Linked DNA regions of Mus musculus: regions 1 and 3 are each linked to region 2. The links are chromatin loops, found by intact Hi-C in ENCODE. Cell type or tissue: left cerebral cortex. All regions are shown on one strand.

What was found. Peaks named below come from ENCODE experiments on the same cell type or tissue, not always from the same donor. Only the 100,000 strongest peaks of a DNase experiment are listed, where the experiment ranks them.
Region 1: a loop joins it to region 2, with 7 times the contacts of the local background. A loop is called at or near these places in 2 of 42 quality-filtered maps.
Region 3: a loop joins it to region 2, with 4 times the contacts of the local background. A loop is called at or near these places in 2 of 42 quality-filtered maps.

What each region holds. Positions count from the first base shown.
Region 1 is chr2:21,186,270-21,188,769 of GRCm38, forward strand. The region is part of intron 4 of Enkur (enkurin, TRPC channel interacting protein); the gene reads right to left. Among named protein-coding and RNA genes, the nearest start is that of Enkur, 18 kb to the right of the region's middle. In left cerebral cortex, a CTCF peak has its summit at 1,503 (motif pointing left); DNase peaks (open chromatin) are centred at 1,504 and 2,477.
Region 2 is chr2:19,414,201-19,416,700 of GRCm38, forward strand. It overlaps Gm33940 (a long non-coding RNA gene), which reads left to right. Exons shown (of 3, transcript XR_374043.4): 1 at 1-1,521. Among named protein-coding and RNA genes, the nearest start is that of Gm33940, 1.3 kb to the left of the region's middle. In left cerebral cortex, CTCF peaks have their summits at 452 and 1,025 (motif pointing right); DNase peaks (open chromatin) are centred at 437 and 1,038; H3K4me3 peaks cover 617 bases.
Region 3 is chr2:20,848,416-20,850,915 of GRCm38, forward strand. Arhgap21 (Rho GTPase activating protein 21) reads right to left here. Exons shown (of 24, transcript NM_001081364.3): 24 at 1-1,970. The coding sequence ends at 297. Among named protein-coding and RNA genes, the nearest start is that of Arhgap21, 120 kb to the right of the region's middle. In left cerebral cortex, no CTCF peak of the experiment used is centred here; a DNase peak (open chromatin) is centred at 971.

The DNA.
Region 1 (2,500 bases), 1.8 Mb after region 2:
CAATACTGTCAGGATCAAAGTCAACAACTAAGGATGGAAACTCAATATAATTTTGTATCATGTTGACGCAACCCCTTTGTTGTTTTTAAACCCTTTTTTGTCGTTGTTTACAAAAATGGTCTTTTATCCATTGGAGCAATAGAAATTTGTCTTTTTAACTTTTTTCATTTTTGTTTCTCTTGTTTTTGTACTCAAATAATATTATTTGTGATGTAAATTTTCAAATAGTGAGCTATGACCCATAAAAATTGCCTTTCACTTTCTGTGTTTGGCTCCTTGGCTCCCACACACTCTCTACCTTCCTGCCCTGCCTTGTGACACAGCTAGAATGGACTTCCTGCTTTTTGTCCTTCTGTCCTCTGAGTTTGAAGGCGCTCTGGAGGGAGGGAAGAGAGATTGTGCCTCTACCTCTTGCATCTACATTCCTGAACACACTTTCAGGTGTCCTGTACTGTGAGGTCTTTCCAGCTCATTATGTACTGAGAACACTGACGGTCCTTTTCCCCCCACCGCACAGCAGTCCTTATGTCTATAAATGTTGCTGTATTTCCCTCTCCCTGGTCTTGGAGGTCTCAGGGCCTTGCTGGTTCCCTTCAATGAACTTCACTTCTCTTTACCATTCCTTCCAAAACTCCCCTCAGAACCCCAGCTGAGTCCGTGTTCTGTTTCTCCACTGGAGCCCAGAACTCATACAACTTCCCTTTTACCCAACTTGCCTGTAGTAGGAAAAACAGCAGCCCAGGGTTTGTTAGGTGTGACTTTAGTCCTGACTCACCAACTTAATGATATGTGGCCAAAGGCAAGTGTACCAGTTCACTAGAGTAAGGACTGTGCTTATTTTGTGTGTTAGGCTCTTGACAATAAACACATAGATGTCCACATATTAAGGAAGGGATAAACACACAGGTGAACTGCTTATTATATTTGCATTTAATCTCCTCATCTATAGAGTGAGGTGTTTGGAATCAGGTGCAAAGGGACTGTTACTTGTGTGAAGAAGGAGCTCAGGGCACATGTGCAACCATTGTACCATAGAACTCTGCAGTTCTGAGTTGAGTGGGAAGCAAGGCTCGTCAGTAGGGCCACCATTAGCCTTATAACCGGGTAGCTATGCACTGGCTGGAAAGTAAGGCATTCCATGAAGGGTTTACTATGTTGCCAGTGAAGCATCAAATGGAAGTCCTGGGGTGACCTGAAGAGGAAGGCAAAGAATGTTTCTCCACTATGGCCAAAAGGCACAGGAGCCTTTGCACTCTGAGGAAGGCCTTCCTGTTCCTGTTTTCCACCCTCATGCAGTCCTGCAGGCATGATGATCTGGCCTTTGCAGAGGGATGCGCTTCCTGAAGACAAGTAATAATTGAAAAATAATGGGCTACGAGCCTTTTCCTCCACCAAATGATCTATAATTCTGCATTTCCTGCCTGCCGTGACTACCCCCTCCCTGTATATTTTCAAAACTCCATCATGTCGCCTCCAGAGAGAAGCCCTAGCTCTAGAGCTCCCCCTGCTGTCTAGGTGCTTCTTACTCTGCAGCTCCACGCAACAGCAAGATCTTTCGGTGCTGACAACTACCTTGGGCTTTTCTTAAGCTTGAGATCCACACACCTACAACACACACACACACACACACACACTCACAATTCCTGTCTATCTGGTGCATTTTAGAGATCGTGTCTCACTAATCCAATTAAAGCACTTTCTGTAGCAAAACTTGGATCTCATACCATTTGCGGTATCTTCATGGCTCAGGCTAATATTGTGTAGAGAATGGACATTTAATAAATCTTTATTTGTGCTTATGATTTCATCCTTTAAATGTTAAGTATCATAATTGCATATGGCCCATTTTCAACAGCTACTAATAAGATAAAGTTTGCTTTTTATGTTATGTGTGTGTGCGTGTTTGTGTGTGTTTGTGTGTGTAGTATTTATAATTAAGGGTATGTGGGTGCTATGATGCCTGGGGAGAGGTCAGAGGACAATGGCAGGTATTGGTCCTTACCTACCTTATTTGAGATAGGGTCTCCTCTATATGCCAGACTAATTGGCCCATGAGCTTCCAGGGACTTTCCTGTCAATCAATGCCTTCCATGTTCACATAGGGGCCCTATGCACAAACAAAACATGTACTACCACATTCCATGTTTTATGTGCCACAATCATCAGACAAGCTCGTTACTACTGAGGTATCTCCCCAAATGAATTCTCTTGTTTTATGAAGTCATTGGATACTGTCTTATAGAAAGCTTTCAAAATATATGTAAAAAGAATCATTATGCCACTTCTTTAAGGGTCAGCGTGGTGGCAGAAGAGGACAAGCAGGTGCTTAGTAACTGCTCTGTGTAAATGACAGTGTCACGCCCTGCTCATCTCTTGATGCCTCACACTTCAGATAGACCTCTTCCATTAAACTACAACAACGATATGTCAAATGGCCCATTTATTCAAAATAGAGGAACCATATGTGAAACCTAATATCCATTCACGCAATAACCTGGGT
Region 2 (2,500 bases):
AAAAGCTGGGTACAGTGGTACAGGACCTTACACCATCGCTGTGTAGTCCCAGTTCTCAGGAGGCGGGTTTGAGGTCAGCAGCCTGGTCTAAGAAAGAAGGGGTGGAGGGTGGAGAAGAAGAGAAGAGAGAAAGAGAAGAGCGGGAAGGAGGGAGTAGCTTCTCTGTGAAGCGCCAACCCCACCCCAGCCTCCCACCTCCACAACCAGAAGCAGAAGTCTGAGGCAGCAAGATGCATTCCCAGACTAATGTCACTTCTCCTGCGATGTGTGACTGCCATCACAACGAGGAATGAACTCAGGGAACCATATAGTTTCATCTTATTAATGGTGCAGAATTGTAAAGAGCAAAGAGGGTGTTGAAGCACAGTGGCTAGGAAAGAGTCAGCTGACACAGGTGAAGGGAAAGACTCCCGCGTAGGAAATCCTGCAGTGCCGGCTCTGACCTCCAGGCGGCGGGCTCCTTGGATCCACATGCGAAGGGAGAAGGGGTTAAAATGTTCGTCATCCTAATTGTTGCTATTAACAAACTGTTGTGAATTTGTAACTAATATCTTGTCGAGGGTGGAAGAGTTCCCAACAGTAAAATGTGGAAAAACATCCTCTGTGTAGACATGCATTCTGTTTGGGGCTTCTAAACAAAGAGAAGGCTCACCGGAGGGACAGTATCTAAACCGATAGAGGGCGTATTTCACCGTCACAACTCTTCAGTGTGGGATTGGGGTTACTGAGAATTTTACTAAGTGCGGGTTTTTATAGAATGCTAAGGCATGGGGATGGTAGGGTAGAAAGAGCTAGTTTTCAAAGCTAGCAGGGTTATTGCCAAAATGTCACATCCTTTTTAGCAGAGAGCTTAGTCATTTTGTCACTTAAATTCGGTCTAACGAGTTTAGCTAAAGTCCTTAGCCAAGTCCTCCATCCTTGTCATACAGCCGAGGGTTCGGGGTAATTTAAGAGTACTTCTCTATTTACCAAACAAGGCAGACCTTTCCTTGTCACCGAGTTTAATGCCAGGCAAGTAATTCTGTACTATTCCACTAGAGGGAGCCAAAAGACTGCTTTAGAATGTTTCACTGGCTTTCCTTCCTAAGACTATTAATGATATCCTGCTATGTTTGCAGACAGGAGCCTAGTATAACTGTCTCCTGAGAGGCTTCATCCAGCAGCTGATGGAAAGATCCAGAGAGCCACAGCCAAACACTAGACCGAGCTTGGGGAATCTTGTGGAAGAGTTGGGGATGGGACTGAGGAAGCCAGAGAGGACACCACAAGAAGACCTACAGAGTCAACTAACTTGAGCCCATTGGGGCTCACAGAAACTGAACCTCCAACCAAAGAGCATGAAGGAGCTGGACCTAGGCCCCATACACTTTTGTAACGGATATGCAGCTTGGTTTTCATGTGGGCCCCTAACAGTTGGAGCTGGCTGCCTTTGGATTCCTTTTCCCTAACTGGATGGCCTTGTTGGATTTCAGTGGAAGAGGTTTCTGCTTGGTTCAGCTTTGACTTGATCCGTCCGGGTTGGTAGGTACCCATGGGGGACATCCCCATCTCTGAGGAGAAGGAGGGAAATGGGGGAGGGGCTTGTGAACATAGGACTGGGAGGAGAGGAGGGAGGGTTTGAAATCGGGATGGGGAGAGAGAGACAGAGAGACAGAGACACAGACAGAGATACAGAGAAAGAAGGGAGGGATGGAGGGAGGGAAGGAGGGATGGGAAGGGAAAGGAAGGGAGAGAGAGAGAGAAAAGAAATCATCCACCGAGCTGCCCTTCTCCTTGCCCCATCACCCCCTCCCACCTCAGACATTTGAAAACTCAGAAAGAACAGCACTGGCTACGTGAATTCTGTGTTTTCTTACTTTGACCGCAGACCTTAGCAAACAGTACTGCAGTGGTTAAGTACTTAAGCATGGGTACTGTCTCCTTGGTGGGAAATGATGAAAGAGCTCTCGCCTTAGGAAAGAAGTGAAATTGTACAGAAGTCTCGAGGACCAAATCCAGTGAAGACATCATCTGAGGGTCACTCCTCAAGGTTTTCCACAAACAGCATCCTAAATGCCAATTTAACTTAGGGGCCGCTTGACAGTGAGTTTCTCTTCGTGGCCAGGACCTGCTCTGCCTGCAAAGCTGCCCCAATACACCTTCCCCGTTCCCAAATTACCTCAAGTATACAAGGCTGGCTGGCTGGTTGTCCTATGTGCCTGGCTCTTGCTGGGACTGGGCATTCTACATCCAGGATCCGTTGGGAAAGTGGAGTGTAAATGCAGCTAAGTTCCTCAAATATCCCCCTTGCTCTTGATTTCCACCCTTGTCTTTCTATCCACTGGCTGGGGCAGCAGACCTTTCTCGAAGATCACACACACAAGCTACTGTAGTTCCAGCCTCACTACATGACTTCTCTTAACTCTGCCTTCTTCTAAGAATTCTCCATGTCTGAGGAAAGAATTTTGTCTTTAAAGAAAGTGCACTCAAAGACTAAGTGATCCATTTAGTGAGACTGATG
Region 3 (2,500 bases), 1.4 Mb after region 2:
CAATTTGGCTGCAGGAGGCAGCGACTTTCTTCAGTAATTTGGGGAATATATTATGTAGTGAGTTGCAACAAACACCTTGCTTATTTGTATACAACTATCCAATATACTCTTAAATATATACGTGTGTTCTTCTGGCTGTAGTAATGCACTGTAAAGCTATTTCACAGTGCAAAATGGTGAATCCAGCCCAAAGCAAGGCTGCATAATAACAATTCTGGTACAAGAAAAATATTTACAGTTACTAGACTGTGTAACAGTAGTTTTTCCTTGCTAGAGTGGCTAGACCCAGCTTAAAGTCAGGGAGGAGTCTCTGCTTTAGTGTCTGGACTTTCAGACTGTTTGTGGGGGTGGATGTTAGCTGTAGAACTAGCATTTTGGCTCATGTTCTGGAAGCTTTCTCTGTTTATTTGGTCAGGTGACTGTGGTGGTGTGAAAAGAGGGGACTGGCTGGTTGAAGCCAAGGTGCTGGTAGCAGCAACCCTTGCTTCGGGCTGCTGAGACGGTGGTGAGTGGGTGCTGATGGGTGTTCCCAGCACGCTGGGGCTCTCAGCCTGGGGCTCGAGGCCTTCGCCTCTGCTAAGGTCGGAGGCACTGGTGCGGACGCGCTCCCTGGCGAGCCAGTCTGAGATGGAAAGGTCCTGGGCTGAGCATTTGGGTTTTAACCGATTCACAGCCGAAAGTTCAGACTCTTTGTCCGCACTCTGCTCATGAGCTTTCCAGAAACTCAGGACGCTGATCTCAGTAGCATCTCTGTGGCCTCCAAGCGTGTGTCTGCGTTTGATGTTTTTCCTTTTCGCTGTCTCAGCAGTAGGTTTTTGATTCCCAACTCCAAACATGTCGTCTGCGGGTGCCCTGGGTCTCAGTTTTAAACGATCTGCTATTTTTGTTTTCCAAGTGGCCTCCTGCTTTTCGGATTCACTTCTGCTGGGTGTGAGGAGGCTCCCTGTCGACTTGCCTTTCTTCATGACGTCAAACATCTTGGCCAGGGCAGGAGTTTCTTTCTCAGTCCTGGTGTCTCCGGGGCTCCCACTGTCTGACTTGAAGCGAGCAGACTTCTTCCTGGACAGTGTGTCGCATTCGATCAGTCTATGGGAGCTGAACTGCTGCCTGCGGCTGTCTAAACTCGGTGTGAGGCTTCCCTCGGTGCAGCTGGCCTCACTGCCTTCGGAGTTCCTGCGGCTCACCCTGGCAACCTCCTGGAATTTTCCTCGGAACAGCCGGTCTGAAGTCAGGGTGGTGGGAAACACGGGGAACTCACTCTCACTGTCGGTCTCCACTGGCCGTCCTTCACTCACCAGCTCGCTCCTCTCGTCATCAGCCTCATCCCCCTTGCTCTCGGCCACTGACTGCACCTCAGGGCTCAGGCGGCTGGAGTCCAGGCTGGTCAAGTAGGTAGTGGATGATGTGGTAGAATAATCCGAGGTGGTGGTACCAGCAATGGACAAAAACTCACTGTGCTTGGTTTCCGGACTGGTGGATTTTTTAGTGGAGGACCTCAAGAGCGAAGCCTGGGAAGACGTGCTAAGCAGAGTGCCTGAGTCAGACCCTGTCTCTTCACAGTGGGGCTTCTGTGTCAGAAGTGATCTGGGGCCCTCTTTCAGCATGGCCAGGCGACAGCTGAGGGTTGGTGACCTGTTGCGTTTGGAGCTGTGTGGTGGGGATGGTTCTTCCCACGGTATCTTCTTCTCCTCCTTCGTTGTACCCGAGTCTTTCTTAGTGTTACTTTCTTTGGCAACGACGACCCTCTGCTTGCTACCTGATGTCTCGCTTTCTCTTTTGGACTCTTCTTTAATCTCACTGTGACTCTGTTCCGTATTCTCCTTCTTAAAGAACACACTGTCCAGCTCATCCTCAGAGCTGCTGGGCTGGGCTTTCTCTTTCGGCTTTTTCCTCTTGCGACTGGCAGCTGCGAAGATGGAGGATACAAGCAGTTCCCTGCTATACTGATCCTTCCCGGATCCCCAGGAGCCCTAGGAAACATGCAGAAAGATGAGGCCATGAACACTGTCCAGGGCTGGCTTGTCCCCAGGTAGTAAAGAACTAAAGTCTACTAACGGTCCTAGATGCAACCACAACACCGTATGTGTTTTAAAAGTCCCCTTTGAACTTATATCAGGGTCACCTTAATTACAGTTCCCATTTCTTGCCGCATCGTGATAGACACATCTCTCTCATGTGTAAAGGTACTGAGGCTTCCCAATTCTTACTAATTTTCCTGTTGGTTTTCTCCACATCCACAATGCTCAAATATTCCCACTTCCTTTATATGTACAAGTAGAAGAGTTCTGCCAGGTGTGATGGTATACACCTATAGTCACAGTGCCGGGTAGGCTGCCAGGAAGAGGACAAGCTCCAAGGCTGCCCCAACTCCACAGTGAGACCCTGTCTCAAACACCCAAAAGGGAAAATTAGGTGAACACCATTCTGACATAGTGTAATATTCAGACATGAGATTAGGACTGTATGGCTGAACTCAATTTTCTAACTGTGGACATCTGCT